Regions from separate parts of the Mus musculus genome. Here region 2 is linked to region 1. A link is a loop called in an ENCODE intact Hi-C map of the cell type or tissue named here. Cell type or tissue: heart. All regions are shown on one strand. Links, peaks and the distances in the headings refer to the core of each region. The heading gives the core; the rest is flanking DNA.

The links. Hi-C counts contacts between places; a loop is a spot of excess contacts. Peaks named below come from ENCODE experiments on the same cell type or tissue, not always from the same donor. Only the 100,000 strongest peaks of a DNase experiment are listed, where the experiment ranks them.
Region 2: it touches region 1 in a loop (2.3-fold over the local background); 2 of 42 quality-filtered maps call a loop at or near these places.

Annotation. Positions count from the first base shown.
Region 1 is chr16:96,077,159-96,085,491 of GRCm38, forward strand. It overlaps Brwd1 (bromodomain and WD repeat domain containing 1), which reads right to left and starts at 5,270. Exons shown (of 42, transcript NM_145125.3): 1 at 5,096-5,270; 2 at 4,964-5,022; 3 at 4,820-4,849; 4 at 4,656-4,715. The coding sequence starts at 5,144. In heart, for the core only: no CTCF peak of the experiment used is centred there; DNase peaks (open chromatin) are centred at 4,383, 5,283, 5,683 and 6,253; H3K4me3 peaks cover 3,254 bases; H3K27ac peaks cover 2,740 bases.
Region 2 is chr16:96,188,494-96,196,826 of GRCm38, forward strand. It overlaps Lca5l (Leber congenital amaurosis 5-like), which reads right to left and starts at 3,764. Exons shown (of 11, transcript NM_001001492.2): 1 at 3,695-3,764. In heart, for the core only: no CTCF peak of the experiment used is centred there; a DNase peak (open chromatin) is centred at 3,818; H3K4me3 peaks cover 1,723 bases; H3K27ac peaks cover 1,569 bases; H3K27me3 peaks cover 665 bases.

The DNA of each region.
Region 1 (8,333 bases), core at 165-8,164:
CACTACCTTATATAAAAATGTTGTTCAAGGCCTATGAGACTGTTCAACAAGAAAGGAGCTGGAAACACACATGGAAGAAGACTTGACTCCAACAAACTGTCTCTGACCCGCACTTGCACTGTGGCATATACACACCCATACACATACACAAAAAAAGTAAGTCAACACTCAATCTAATCTGCAGCAGAGGGAGACAGACAGACCCCCTCAAAGCCCCACCCCACCCCCGCTTTGACTGGTTCCAAGACACTCTACATAGCTCAGACTGGCCAACCAATCCCCATGGCCAACGGGCAAGACGGACTCTGCTCCTTTTCTCAGTGAGACCCACATCTTTACAAACCTAGCCATTCTGAAGTCTCAAGTTCAGCTCAAGAGCTCTACTCCCTCTCTCTTACTTCTTACAGATCATGAAAATTCTGATTAAACTCTATGACTGCCCAGGCCTGTTAATAAAGAGCTAAACCCTAACAGAAATCTAGTCTCAGTTCCTTATAGGAAAGAGCACTCTTGCTCCTAAGCACAAGTCAGATAAGCAGCAGCACAGGCACAGATGTAACCCACTGGGCAGCACTGTAAAGCTGCACTAGAGCCAGTGGGGATGCTTTCTATTTCTAGTGCCCACATGCGCCATAACAGATTCCAATTTGGCTGACTTGGTGCCCGCGGTGGACATCCAGAATGTATAAATTCCACCAAATGATTCTTCAAAGGATTAGAACCACCAAGGAAAAGGGACATGAGAAATACTGTGATAAAGGCAAATGACTCTCAGTCTCTTCAGCAGAATAACAGTACAGAAAATAACTATTTAAAGGTTTTTTAATTGGAGGGGGAGGGGGCTGCAGTCAGCTAATTTAAAAAAAAAAATAAGTTTTAAGATTATACTCAAGCCAAGCACTGTGCTACAGTTGTTAACCCAACACTCTTTGAGTTGGGGGCAACAAGATCAAGAACAGAGGTCATTCCTCAGCTACATATTTCAAGGCCTGATAGCCTGGGCTACATAAGACCTAGCCTTAAGCCACTCAACCTGCAAAAATGTTATGAAGGTATTTGGAGAACCAGATGAAAAACATCCAACAACAACAACAACAACAAAAAGCAGGCGTGGTGGTGCACGCCTTTAATCCCAGCACTCAGGAGGCAGAGGCAGGCAGATTTCTGAGTTTGAGGCCAGCCTGGTCTACAAAGTGAGCTCCAAGGCTACACAGAGAAACCCTGTCTCGAAAAATAAAACAAAACAAAAAAGAAAAACATCCACACAGAAATCTGTGACACAGGCACTCAGGAAGTCCCATTTTGGCTGTGTTAAAAACTGAAACTGGGCTGTACCCCTTGAAAAGAAATGGTCTTTTTATCGCGGCATGGTGGCGTACCCTGTAACCTCATCTTATCAGGGCAGAAGTAGGAATTCAAGGCTAGCCTGAGCTAGGTGAAATTTCTCAACATAAACAACAGTAAGAACTTAAGATATACATAAATGTGTAGAATCTTCTTCAAAATACTCCAGGTAGGACTGGCAAGAGGGCTCAGTGAGTAAAGATGACAACCGTGAAGCCATTAACACCCCAAATTCAATCCCTGAGACCCAATGGTGGAACACCACCCCTTAAACTGCCCTCACCCACTCAAATACCTTCCCCACACACACACACCAAATGTAACTTACACAATATAAATTACAGGGAGGGGAGAGATGGCTCAACAAGTCAAAGCACCAGGACCCACCCTGGAAGAAGAGTCAGCTCTAAACTGTCCTCTGACCACCACATGCCTGCCAGGACGTTCCAGGACTACCACACACACAGCTCCAGCAGTTACAAGAAATACTATATGGAGGGTGCCTAAAACGGATCTCAGTGGGGTCAGAGGACACTGGCTCACAGGAGACACAATGGGTGAGAACCAACACAACTTTCTGACTAACCACTGGGTAACAGGTAACTGGTGCCTGGGTCGGCAGGCCATTCACTTGTGGGAAGATTTCGCTGATGGGAATTAGAATACAATGCCTCAGACGAAAACAGAAACACAGCAAATGGTAAACTGCAATCTGTGAGTATGTGGGGAACAACTCCCACTTTGTGTAGGCTTCAAATAAAACTCATCTAAATACTAAAGAAAGTGAGAGCATCTGAAGTCTAGAAGCTACACGTACATCCTCACCAAAACTATACCAATCCAGGGCCAGCAGACTGCTCAGTGAGGTCCACCTCCACAACCCAGGCCTGCACCCTGTCCTCACCCACCACGGGAAAGGAAAGGGTGAGGAGGAGACGATACCCTAGCAGTGACCAGCCAGGTGACAAGCAGCATGACAGAAGACAGTTCCCTCAGACCTTTCAGCACCAGGGCCCTATCTATCTCTGTGCCTCTAACGTCCCCCCGTCCCCCGCCCCCCCCCCCAGTAGGGCAGCAGTGTCCCAACAGCTTGGCTTTCTTCACTCAAAGGCTGTGCTCTGCATTAACACAAGTGAAACTGTTAGACGTTCCTTAGACCCAGGAGGTAGATAGGAAGGGGGTGTGGCTATAAAGAAGCTGAGCTCTCCTGGGGTTGTAAATCAGAATCAGGTCCCTGTCCCGTAGAAAACGTGTGTGGTTAAACCCTGCCTGTGGGTACAGCACTAGGAGACAGATTGGATTCACATTCCAGCACCTACCCATCCTACAAACCTTTTAAAATTTCATACAGAAGAAAACAGACTTGGCTGGGCATAGTGGCACACGCCTTTAATCCCAGCACTTGGGAGGCAGAGGCAGGTGGATCTATGTTGAATCTGAGGCCAGCCTGGTCTATAAAGCAAGTTCTAGAACAGACAGGGCTACAAAGAGAAACACTGAAAAAAAAAAAAAAAAAGAGGTAGGTGGTGTCAGGGGGAGGGAAAAAACAAACTACTCAGAGGAAACCCTGTCAAAACAAACAAACAAACAAAAAAACAAAAAAGACAAAAGAAAAGGGCATTGCATGCCTGTACATGTGTGCCATGGCTTGAGGGTGGAATGCAGAGGCCCACTTGTGGAAGTAGGATCTCTCCCTCCTCCACTCGGGGTCCCCAGGAGTAAACTCACATCGTTAGGGGTAACAGAAAGTAGTTTTATAGATAAGTCATCTTACCCACCTGAACATTTGCTTCTTAAAAATAACTCTCAAAAGTCAAATTAAACAACAAACCAGCAACCCCGTTTTACTCAGCAACTGCACCTGTCACGGCCAACACCTGGCTGTGGAAAGGACAATGGTAGAGGCTCTAGACCAGTGGTCCTCAGCCTTCCTAACGCCGCGGCCCTGCAGCCCTGCACAGTTCATGTTGGGGTGACCCCCAACCATAGTTATTCTCGTTGCTACTTAACTGTAATTTTACTACTGTTATGAACTGCAATGTCGATATCTGACATGCAACCCCCCCAAAGGGTGGGTCCCGTGGGTTGAGAACCGCTGCTTTAGCACTCCTGCCCTGTTCTGCTGAGCCCTCTAGTTATCCAGTTAACTCCTTAGCCCTGGAAAACAAGGTATAGAGAATGAACTGCCCACATGCATGACTGACGCCCTGGCTGACTTTTTGTTCACTACTGGTCTTGGACACATGGTGAAGTCAGTGAGCTCTCCTGTAATCCCGACCCAGCAGAGGATGAGTGAAGCAGGACTGCAAGTCCAAGCCAAACGGGGCTGTGCAGCCAAACATCAACAGCACACACTCATCTCAACCTTCTGTAACCAATATGCTCAGTGTGAGTCTTTTATCTTAAAATTGTCGAAGATATTCTCCTGCAACATTTGTGCTTCGTTAACGATAAACACCCAAAGCCTCTGTTACCTGGATAAAACTCAACTATACACAAGAACCTCTAAGCAAGTAGGGAAAATAAGGCAAAGGAAAATAAATGTAATCCGCAAGTTACCACTCCTCGGAAATGTTAAGACAGGCACACACAACTGCTTCTGAGAGCTTAGTCCGAGCTCTCAGAAGCAGGAAATGAATTCAAGGCCAGCCTGGCCTACCCGAGTTCAAGGCAAGACAGTGGTACGTAATGACACCCTGTCTCAAAAAATAAATACACCGACTGACGGATGTCAACTTAAAGCCTGAACCGCTACATACAGCAAGATCAAGTGTGAGCCAACTTTCTAAAGGCAGTCAACACACAGTGCACGGGTCGGGGAAGCAGGGGTGCCGCACTGACATATTCACCACGGAGAACTCTGTGCGATCCTACAGAGGAAGGGAGTACAGTACAGGAAGGGGCCATTTCTCCACCTTGGGAGACTAAGGACTCTCTCTCTATTCCTGGGGAACAAGAGGTCTGAAAGTCTGGGCGGGGCAGAGAAAGGAGAGACCAATGAGAGCTCGAGTTACAAATCGGGAAGGGAGAGAGATGAGAGCGCCCCTCTCAGTGGCTGGCGGCCGCACCTGGAGCCCCAGCCCGGCCGCGAGCCAGGGGCGCCCCCGCCTGCGCCCGGCACCGCCCCCAAAACCATTTTCTGCCAAATCCCGCCCCCCACCCCGCCACCGCGAGCCCTCGGGGGTCGGGCCCGTCGCCCCGGGACGCCGGACCACCAGAGACCACCCCCGGGCGCGGCCCCGCGGCGCCCGCAGGGGAGCAGAGACCCGGCTGGGGGGCGCGGGCGCGCGGAGGACGCGGGAGCTGCTCACCAATTCCTCGTAGCTCCTGTTGTGCTCGTTGCCCTCCCAGTCCAACCTCTTCGGCAACAGCTGGAATGAGACACGAAAGGCGTCCGGGTGACCACCGCGGCCGGGAGGCCGGGCGGGACCGGGACGCGGGGGCGGGGACGGGGACGCGGGGGCGGCGGACCGACCTGGTACTGCTCCAGCTCCTGCACCAGCACCTGCGGCAGAGAAGACGCGCGGTCAGACCCCGTCAGCTGCCCCGCTCACCCCCGGTTCGTTCGCCCCCGGTTCGCTCGCTCGCCCGCCCGCCCGCTCGCCCAGCCGGCACTCACCTGCGCCGCTCGGCGACACGGGCCAGCTGAGAGGTAGCGGGCGATGAGAAAGTACAGCTCTGCGGGGAGAAGACAGGGACGGTCAGCGGCGGCTGCGCGACACCGGGCAGGGGACGCGCGGCCGTGTCTTACCCGACTCGATGAGAGGCACCGGACGTCGGGCCGGCGAAGGCTCCGCCATGGCGGGGCGCCGGGCGGGAGCGAGCGGACCAGCGAACAAGTGGAGCGCGTAGGCCGCGCCGAGGCCTGACCGGGCCGGCGTACCCCCAGCTCCTCAGGCGCGCGCCGCCGCCGCCATGCCGTGCGCGCCGCGCACCGACGCGTCCGCGGCAGGAAGTCGCGCGGGACCGAGGGGCGGGGAGCGAAGTAGTCCCCCCGCGGGGAGCCGGCGGCGTGGCACGACGCGGATGTGGCTCCTTGGCTGGGAGGCGGGCCTCGCCTCGGCGTCCTGTGCGTCGGGGGCGTGAAGCGCAAAAGGGGGCGGCGAGCCAGCCGGGGCTGCGTCCGCGGGGCGGGGGGTGGGGGGGCTGGGGCGCGCGTGGCCGGATTCCTGCGCGCGGTGAGGCGGCCGCCGGCCTTTGTGCGGCGGCGGAGGCGGTACGGCGAGCTGGAGTGGAGGGGGCGGGGCGGGGCAGGGCAGGGCGGAGCCTGGGAGGACGGTCACCTGGGCTGGGCCTGAAGACCCTGAGGCTGGGGAGGAGCTCTGCAGGAGGGTGGCTGAACCCAGAGCGGAGGCTGCGACACCACCTTACCCGCTGCCCTCCCGACCTCCCGCCGCCCCGCGTCCCGCGCCCCGCGATGGGTTAAAGATGCCCGGTACGGGTGACGGAATCTGGGAGTCCGCGATGACTTGACGGGAACTCAGAGGGCCCGTGGGAAACGGGCTGCGGCCACAAGTGTCAGTCGTTTTGTTGGAGGGGTGGAAGAGTTACAGAAAAATCCCCCTAATTACCGCTCTAGGCTCCTGACCCAACCGGATCTGTTTCACCACGTCCAGTGTGCGCTGACAAGCTCTGACGTAGAGTGCAGAACAGAACTAAACATGGCCATTGTTAGATTTATCGGGCAGCAGAGAGTCAGAAAAAGAGGCCTGACCTCAAACGACCTCGGCTCTTTATTCCCAAACACCAAAAGACAGTCGTCTTCCAACGGGAAAGCGAGCTCCTGTCGCGGGCTAGGGTGCGGCAAGGGAATTGTTTGTGTCTATAAAGAGTCTAGGGTGGTTCGGCTGTTTCTTTTCCTTAGGCTTAGGACATAGTGCTAGGGTGGCTCCGCATTCTTTTCTTAACCCCTGCGCCCCTGCGAAGGGCTGACCGAGCAAGGTCATTTGTAGGAGTCCTGTCTTGTGACCAAGGCGTTGTACCAGCTAGTCATTCTAGTGCCTGCGTGCGGAGGCAGAACGAGGTGTCCCAGTCGTGCCCGGGCAGTGAACCTTAGACTGGCTCCAACTATCAGGTGTATGATCCTAGGCAAATCACTTAACCTCTGTCTCAATTGGCCTTATCTGTAAATTGTAGCCAACAGTGCGGCTCCTTCCAGAGCTCAAGGATTTTATGAACTAATACGCATTTCCAGCCTCTGAGTTGACTTTCATTAATTACATGGAAAGTACATATGAATATGTAGATGGCCCACCTATTCAGAGTAATCCTAACTCAGCAAACACCAAGTGGTAAGATAAAATGGAACAGTAAACTCCACCGTTCCCATGGAAACAGTTTGGCGTCCTTTAAGGGAAAGGTGAACTATAGTGATAAGATTTAGGGCACTGGGATAAAAACCAACTTGCCTGAGGGAAAGGTATGGAACTTTCACTCCTCTGGGGATGTCATGCAACTGAAGGAGAAAGCCAAAGAACTCTGTCATTTACTCGGGGGCTTGCCTGAGTTTGATCCAGAGCAGCACAGAAACAAAGCACCCACTAATCCCAGCACAGGCAGAGGCCAGAGGTTCAGAAGTTCACGGACATGATTATCCACACGGCTTGAGGAGAGCCCCAAGGTACATGAGACCCTTTAAAACAGGTTTAGTTCAAGTATTCGGGGTGACTGATGGACACAACCAGAGAGTCTCCAGCTGAAAATGGGAAAACTGGAACGTTCCAGTCAAGGAGAGGTTGCAAGTTGAGACCAAGATACAGAAAAATATTACTTAGTAAACCTGAGAGAGTAAATCAAAGAGGACCCACTGGAACTGTAGCCATAAGGATAAAGAGATGGACTTGGTGTAGCACCAAGGGAACCTACTGGCAGTAGGCTCACAAGCCATAGTCAAAGTAATAAAGATAGGGCCTGGAGAGATGGCCCAGCGGCTAAGAGCACTGACTGTTCTTCCAGAGGACCTGAGTTCAAGTCCCAGCAACCACACAATGGCTCACAACCCTCTATCGCTCCCTCTGCTGACCTGCAGGTGATACACATATGCACAAACTGGCAAAGCAGACATTCACATAGACTGAAAAGTTAAATCGTTAAGATCCATAACTAGAACAGTTTATTTGACATTCTGATGTGAATATTCCCTTGTGCCATACCGGGTCCTCTGGAAGGTGAAGTGTTATTGACCACTAAAACATCCCCCCAGTTCCTTTAAATGTTTATATAGACCAAGGACGTGTGTATTACATTTCCTAACACTATCATAAAGTAAAGTGTAGTTTTACAAGAATCTTTATCCCAAATGCTAGTCATTGTCTGGAATTAAAGTTCTAATCCTGGGCAGGTAGCATGGTAGCCCTTACAGGAGATCAGAGATGAGGACATGAGACATGTGACTCAGTGGCACAGCACCTAGTGGCACAAGACCTTGGAGTGCCAGCATTGGCTGAGAAAGGAAAGAAGGAAAAAACAGCCCTGGCAGGAGTACAGCTTACACAGCAGCATAAAGACAGCTTTCAGGAGTTGGTTTCCACCACCACCCCCCTTACTCCTGGGTCCTAGAAATTGAACCCAGACCATCAGGCTAAGTGGCAGCAAAGCAACTTCCTTTCTTTTTTTTTTGGGGGGGGGGGGTTGTTTGGTTGGGCGTTTTATGTTTTTTGTTTGGTTTTTTCGAGACAGGGTTTCTCTGTATAGCCCTGGCTGTCCTGGAACTCACTTTGTAGTTCAAGCTGGCCTGGACTCAGAAATCTGCCTGCCTCTGTCTCCCAAGTGCTGGGATTAAAGGCGTGCATCACCACGCCTGGCTTGCAACTTCATCTTCTGAGCCCCCACTCACAAACAACATGCACACAGTTTTCTAGCAAGGTGGACTGTCATCCCACTGAACTCAGTTCAGAGGCCCTGAGGATGCAGAACATACCCACCAGGAAGCAGCAGCAAAGGGGATGCACTACCATGCACTACCCCAGTAGTGGCTGCCTGCCAGACAG
Region 2 (8,333 bases), core at 175-8,174, 110 kb after region 1:
CAAGTGTATCCTTAGAAAACTTCATAAGACACTAAGAAAGATGGGGCTGTGGCAATGGCTTAGTCGTACAATGACTGTCACAGGAGCGTGAGAACCCGGGCTCTGATTCCCAGTAATCGTGTAAAAGGCTGGCCCTATGGCTCACAAGAGGCAGGGGGATCCGTGGGGCTTGGTGGCTAGACAGTCCAGCTGAGTTGGTGAGTCTAGCTGTTCATGGAACATCCTCTCTTAAAAATTAAGGTGATGATGGGGCTGGAGAGGTGTTCACTGGCTAAGAGCAGTTGCTACTCTTGCCAAGGACTGGAGTCTAGGCTCATAACTTCTTGTACTCCAGTTCCAGGGATCTGATATCCTGTTTTGGTTTCCATGAGTACCTGCGTTCAAATGCACATACCAATGCACATACAACTCAAAAATAGAAATTCCTTAAAAATAATCTGGCCCCCACACACATGCACATCCACATGTATCTGAATATGCACACATGCACAGTCCCCCAAAAGAGCATTAAATAAAAGTATAGGGTATGAAATGGATATAAAATCCTTTCTACATGTAAACTAAGATGACCTAGAAAATAGATATCTATTTTCTATGAAGAAAATTTTAAGTCACTAAAAGATTTATATAAACATTTTGTTCTTACATCATAATGACAAAGATTCTAAAGGTGTAGCGGCCCCTAATGTGATTAACATAATCAAGGCAAAGCATCAAGGCTACCTTTTGGGAACTGGACAAAAATGATACAAAAGTACAGACAACAAGTATAGAAGAAGATGGAGACTGAAAAACACCAGGTCAAGGGCCACGCCCACAGGACACACCCATCAGACACACTGAGGCAAAGCTGTGGGGGGCTCACTGCCCTAGTAGCAGCAGAATGGAATAGAGGCACAGGTCCACACAGAAGCCCAGGACAGAATAAGGGTGGATGCAGGGACAAGAAGACCCCCATGGAGCAGAGTGGTCATCTGCAAGTCCAAAGCGGATCCTTACTGCATTCCTTACTCTAAAACGCTATCAGATGGCTTTGAGATGCACATGTTAAGAAAAGTATCTTGCTCCCAATGGAGGAGCTAGAGAAAGTAGCCAAGGAGCTAAAGGGATCTGCAACCCTATAGGTGGAACAACATTATGAACTAACCAGTACCCCGGAGCTCTTGACTCTAGCTGCATATATATCAAAAGATGGCCTAATCGGCCATCACTGGAAAGAGAGGCCCATTGGACTTGCAAACTTTATATGCCCCAGTACAGGGGAACACCAGGGCCAAAAAGGGGGAGTGGGTGGGCAGGGGAGTGGGGGTGGGTGGATATGGGGGACTTTTGGTATAGCATTGGAAATATAAATGAGCTAAATACCTAATAAAAAATGGAAAAAAAAAAGAAAAGTATCTTACATGAAAACACAAGATTTGGAGAGGCACAGAGCCCAGGCTGGTGAAGGAGACAGTGGACAAAACTGATGGTATTTAAACAAAAACTTCTGTATAACAAACAAGAGTGTAAGTGGCATGCTACAGACAGGGAGATTTATAAAGAGTTCTTAGAGCCCTTTAGTAAGTAAGGCAGAGGGCAGAGCATCTGCTGGAAAAAGCACACAGCCAGTAAAGTTCTTCCCTTGGTTCATGCACACTGCACTGTACAGGTGAGGGGCCAAGAGCCCAGGATTTCAAAGAAAGCAGTCTAATACTTACCAAAGTTTTGATTCAAAAGTTTGATCCCTCTAAATCCTGACAAAGGGAAATTAAGTATTAACACTGATGGCTGGGCATTCCACGCCTGCAATCTCAGCACTCTGAAGGCAGAGGCAGGCAGATCTCTGAATTTGAGGCTAGTCTGCTCTACAGAGTGATTTCTAGGACAGCCAGGGCTACGCAGTGAAACACTGTTTAGAGAGGAAAAGAATTAACATGGATTGAGAGGCAGAAGAAAAATAAAAGTGAGACTTTGGCAAGGTATCTGGATTTACACTCCAGCTTTGTCAATATAATCAGCTATTTGGCCTCAGCTGCCTAAAACAAGAAATTAGATGATTTCTCAACGAGTTCTAAAGCCCAACTCTAAAATTTACAAGCGAGCTAGGCATAGTGAAGAACACCTTTAATCCCAGCACTCTGGAAGTGGATGTGGGTGTGTGGGGGTGGGGGTGTCTCCAGGCTTGGGGCCAGCCTTGTCTACACAGAAAATTTCAGACCAGTCAGAATTATATATTGAGATGCTGTCTCAAAAATGATTAAAAAAAAAAAGCACCAGTGAAACACACATTTTTCTTTTCTGAGTTAGTTGGTCAGACAGACAGGCAGACACACACACAGACATACACAGACAGACAGACAGACAGACAGACACACACACACACACACACACACACGCACACACACGCCTTTAAGAGTTGCAACATGAAAGAGTCAAGCCCAACCTTTGGATGGTTAGTTACTTTTGTGGGTTTTGATCATTTATCAATTTCATACATTACTTAGTTTCCAGTCTCTGGATATTGCAAAGTCTTGCCTTGGGGGCTGGGGCAAGTTGTGCCTGTTTGCTTTCTTTCTGCCTCTACTAAGTGACTGTAAAGCATTAGACTGTAATTCAGAGGAAGTTGACAGGTCATCATCTCTAGCTCCCCTGACTATTTTTTCCAGTGTTTATTTCTTACTAAAGTTTTCATAAAGGCGTGCGCCACCACTGCCCGGCCATAAAATCTTATTAGTAAAAACCGACCATGCTCAAGTAGAGAAAGGATATTATCAGGGAAATGCAAGGCATTTCTGGAATAATCCAGGCACTGACTGCCATTTGGGAGAAATGGTACCGTTGAATCTATTCTGGGTGTATTTTGTAAGGATGTGCTGGTAAAGTCAAACTAGATACAAAAGTGCGGATGAGTGGAAGAAGAATGAAGTTTTCAGCAACTGGATGGATTATGTATGCATCTTAGAGGAGCCTGGCTGCGGGGTTATCAGACACCTTGGACAAGCTGGCATGGAAAACGCCTTAGGCATCTGGTAGACAGGGTCAGGCTGCTGAGTTCACCGTATGGTGTTCGGAGAAGGGCCGGGGCTGATATACACATTATGGGCTCAGCGGCATTTACGTGGGCATTGAGCCTTTGGAACGGGATGACTCCATCTATGTGATTTGTGCAGACAGAAAACAAGTCCGGTGTCACACTCCGCCAAAAAAGGCTGGCCCGAAACGAGTTAACTGTTGTCAAGAAAACAACAAAATCTTAAAGCACTCATAGTGAGGTGGGTTGACAAAGAGCCCCACAGCCGAGCTGTGGGTGGAAAACAAGTGAAGCGTTTCAGAAGGATGCAGACGCCCCGCGGGGCGTGCCAGGGTTGGAAGGAAAAGCACCAGCCGGGTAGCGAATGCTTCGGGGTTCCGAAGCACCGAGGCTTGGGACCCGTTCTCGCTCTCTGCACTTTGGAGGTGGAGGGGGACACTGATCAGCGATCCCACCGGCGGCGCATCCTCCCGGATGGGTGTGCGCTGCTCCCGGGCAGGGAGGCGCCGGGGGGCTACGTTACCAGCTCCGCCGAGGCAAGGCCAGGTCGGAGGATAGAGCGGACGGAGAGAACCCGCGGCGCCGGGCCTCGGAAGGGGCCTGTCCAGCGGCTCCGGGGAGGCGGACGCGGGCTGATGAGACCACCACTGCTGGGGGCGGCGGCGGCGCCAAGGCCGTTACCTGCTCCGCGCTGCTCCCGCAGCTGCCTCCACCCTGGACTTAAGGAAGCGCGGGCGTCGCCATGGAAACCACGCGGGGCCTCCTGGGATGGCTAGTTCGGGTGTGCGCACGCGTAGTACTTGGCACTGTGGAAAAGCCGGCGGAATGGCAGGGTTCGGGGCGGGGCACCAGTTGCGCGCATGCGTACTTGGGCCAAGGGCGCCTGGGAGGTCTAGATCGCAGAGAAGCTGGAACCCAGGCGGCTGAAGGAATTTATAGCTGACCCTGCTTTTTGCCGCAGTGCCAGGAAGGGAGAGGACTGGGGACAGAGTGTCCCTGTTAACTTGGTTTTATACATGGTGGTGCTTCTTGCAAAAACTAAATGCGAGCACAAAAACTGTGTTTGGTGTACAGTATTTCCAAGCCAACAACAGGCTAAGACACTCAGGTGGTAGAATTATAGCTGTTATTTTTGAGTTTGATTGTTAAAACTGGCATTTTTAATTGTAAATTCTTTGTTGCTAAGAAGGGTAAGAAGCTATAATAGCTTTATTAGTGTCATGCAAAACAAACAAACAAACAAACAAACAAACCTCCCAAAACCAGGGCTCTCACAGGAAGAGTTTATCCTGGAACTAAATATGAATGACCGTGGCCTGGAACACAGATTTATCTTACCTCAAATATCATGTTCCAACGTGGTAAACGTTTTGTAAAGTTTTAATAGTCGCAGAACAAATAAGTCACAAATCAAGCTACTTGTAAAGTATGTAAGCTGTGCCGTCAGATACCAAGCGGGTTACAGCAAAACAGGAAAATCTACAGGCCCCAAGTGCTTCAGGTGGGTGGAAGTGAGGGTCTGTCGGTGCTTGCAAAAGAATTTACCTGACGGTCCTGTAAATGTTATATCAATCACGGGCCCATACAGTGGCCAGTCCATTAAGGAGACTAAAGATAGGCCAAGGTAATTTGGCTTCAAACCTGTCACTTTCCATTTAGCCACAATTATGTAATCTACTAAGCTAATCAGATTTTAGGATCTCTAACACCGGTGTGGCTTTCTTCTGTGGGATTTCAGTTTCCTGGGTCCATTTCTCTTATTTTGTAATTTCTCTTCCCCGCTTACCTTTTGTTTTGGCAGCACTAGAGGTGGAACCCAGTACCTTAGGATTTTGATTTTTAATTTCCACCACATGGTCCATGCTGGCTTCTAATTTAAGGGGTTAAGTGATCCGCTTACCCCAGCCTCTCACGTGGCTTGGTCTACCAGGGTGAGCCTGGCCTTTTAGCTCACTTTTAAACTTGGTATAAATCTTTGTAAAACTTGATTTGGAAGAACTTTTGATGTATCAAAACCCTGTGATATATGTTATAAATAGTTCCTTCAGGTTGCTGAATACTTTTCTATATTTTTTACAGTCAGTGTCTCACTCCATACATAGACCAAGCTAGCCTTGAACTCATAGAAATCAGCCTGTCTCTGTCTCCTGAGTGCTGGGATTAAAGGTAAACCCTACCATAAGTTATCTTTTGTTTTTAGAGTATACAGAGACAGATTTCTATTAACTCTCTTAAGTACTATGTTTTTTTGAGACAGGATCTCTTATAGTCCAGTTTGGCCTCACAATTGTTATGTAATATGTGATATGTGCCTTTAGCCCTAGCACTGGAGGCAGAGGCAGGTGGATTTCTGAGTTCGAGGCCAGCTTGGTCTACAGAGTGAGTTCCAGGACAGCCAGGGCTACACAGAGAAACCCTGTCTGGAAAAATGAAGGAAGCATTGTATGATCTTTATGACCTTTAAATTTTTAATTAAAATGTGTTTTTTTATTTTTTGAAGATTTCTTTTTATTTTATGTGTATAGGTGTTTTATTTGCATGTGTGTGTGTGTATGTGTATACCATGTATGCAGTGACTGAGAAGGCCAGAAGAAGGCACTGGAACTGGAGTTAAAGACAGTTCTTAGCCGTCAAGAAGGTCCTGGGATTTGCATCTAGGTCGTCTGCAAGAGCAGCAAGTACTCTCAGCCACCAAGCCATCATCTCTCCAGCACCTATTTATTTTGAGACAGGCTCTTACTATGTAGCTCTAGCTCACCTGACCTCACAGACCGGGCTAGCCTTGGCCTCACAGACCGGGCTAGCTTTGAACTGCTCCTCGATGCACAGTTACTACTTTATTATTATTATTTAATATTTTTATCTTTTGCTGGGCTTTGTGATATGCACCTTTAACCCTAGCACTGGAGGCAGAGGCAGAGGCAGGCAGATCTCTGAGTTCAAGGCCAGCCTGGACTAAAAAAGTTCGAGGATAGCCACGGTTACACAAGGAAATCCTGTCTCAAAACAAACAAACTAGAACACCTAACAACAAAACCAGAATATTTTTATGTAAGCTGATGATTCTGTATTTGTATGTGATGTATCTTGATTATTTTTATCACCCCCCCCTCCAGGAACTTGAATTCTTGATCTCCTTTTCCTACCTCTCAAAATGTTGTAACCACAGGCCTGTGTACCGCTGTGTTAATTACTTTTCTTTTGCTATTGTGATGGCTGAAGAAACTCCATTTTATGCTAGGCATCTGTCCATCTTGGTATTCACTAGCTTTTTGTCTCTTTCCTGGAAGATAAGTTATCAGCAATACTGACTCAGTGACCTTCCAACCCAGAAATGTCCAGCCGTGACGATATACTTGCTATGTTACGAGTAATTGCTTTTTGGCTTCTGTAACCTGCTTATGCGGTTATGTGGATGTTCAAGGACTATTTGAGGTTGCCTTGACTACCTAGTCTTGGCAGAGCAGAACAGCCAGATTTCTGAGTTTGAGGCCAACCTGGTCTACGGAGTGAGTTCCAGGACAGCCAGGGCTACATAGAAAAACCCTGTCTGGAAAAGTGAAGGCAGCACTGTAGACCTCCATTTGTGTCATGTGAAGAGAACCAGGCCAACGTCCCCACTCTGAGTTGGGGCCGTCCAGATCAAAGGATGGTTTGTGCCAAGTACCCAGGGAGCCCAGCCGCCCTGCATGCAGGGAATTGTAACGGACTCAGTCTTGTACAGGTTTTATGTGGGGAACTACAGTTGTAACAATCGTCATATTTAGAGACGGTCTTTTATCCCGACCTGCAGGACCCACGGGACCTAGTTATTTGGGAGATTGAGGGGGACCAAGCCTGAAAGAGAAACAGGCGAGAAAAGGGAGCGAGACCAAGCAAAGGCTTATCAAGGTCTACTTTAATGGAGGCTGGGAGCCTGATTATAAGCACACAGTGAGAGAAAATAGGGAGGGGCTGAGGGGGAATGATCAAAGCACAGAGAGAGGGACGGACATCTGGGGCAGATGCTGGGTGCAGGCTTGAAACATCTTGTGGCTTATCTTTGGATGCTGGTTCCGCCCAAACAGCCCCAGGTGTCTGGCCAAGACCAGGGTCAGTTGGTTCTCATGATCAGCCTTGTGTGAAGGAGGGGGTGGCTCAGCTCCCAACAAAGGGTCAATTGATTCTCAGGGTGGGAGCTGTTCAGGTCTGCTTTCCCACAGTCTGGTCTCCCAAAGCCTTTTACAGCCATCCTCCTTGATATATTCTCTCCTTCCTCTTCACTCACGTTCCCTGAGTCTTGGCAAGATGGCTGATATAAATGTCCTGACTATGTTGGAGCACCCCCATTTGCTCATTTCCCACACTTTTAACAGTGATGTGTCTCTGATTTAGCCAGTACACACTATAAGAAGCTGTTATATGATATTAAAGGATGGGGTGACCACTGGCAACTAATGGGAAGGGAAGAGGTAGGGACAGGAGGGTGGAGAGAAGGAGGGTATGGAATTATTAATCTAAACCAAGGATGTGTGAAGTAGTCTTCTGAAACCCCATTCATTAATAAGCTGATTAAAAATATAATCTTTAAAGGAGTTTGAACAGAAGTTCTCCACATTAATGACCAGTGCTGCACTTTGAAGACCTGGGTTATTAAAACCTTAGTGCCAGGGGCTGGAGAGATGTCTCCGCGGTTAGGAGCACTGACTGTTCTTCCAGAGGTCCTGAGTTCAATTACTAGCAACCACATGGTAGCTTACAACCATCTGTACTGGGGTGTGATGCCTTCTTCTGGTGTGTCTGAAGACAGTGTACTCATATACATAAAATAAATATTTCTCATAAAAGCTCTGCATTACATTTGTGATAAATATATATAAATAAAACCTCAGTGCTAGACACAGGTTACCTGCCTATGACTTATTGGTCAGAGACCCAAGAATCTCCCCAGACAAAACAGGCTACTGCTACTGCTCTTGCTGAGTTCCAGAAGTCATTGGTAAGACTCACATTCTTGCTGAAGATATCTTACACTTCGTACATAGGAATCAATATTGGACTGACCAGAAGACTGGGCACTCTGCTTCTGGCTAGCTTTCATAGTTCTGGAAGGTGTGTGCAGGACGCTGCTGGGGAAAAAGATGCCAGTGGTCCATGATGCTACAGTATGGGTATGCCAGGCAAGATGGGCTCAGTGGCAGTAGTGGCAAGACTGTTTATGAGGTGACCTGGTCCTCCTGATGGGATTTGACACATGCTCCACAGGAACGAGTTCAGTGTGTGCTTAGAGAAGTCATGGGCCCCAGGGGAGAAATTACTGATAATGTCTCTCTAAACGATC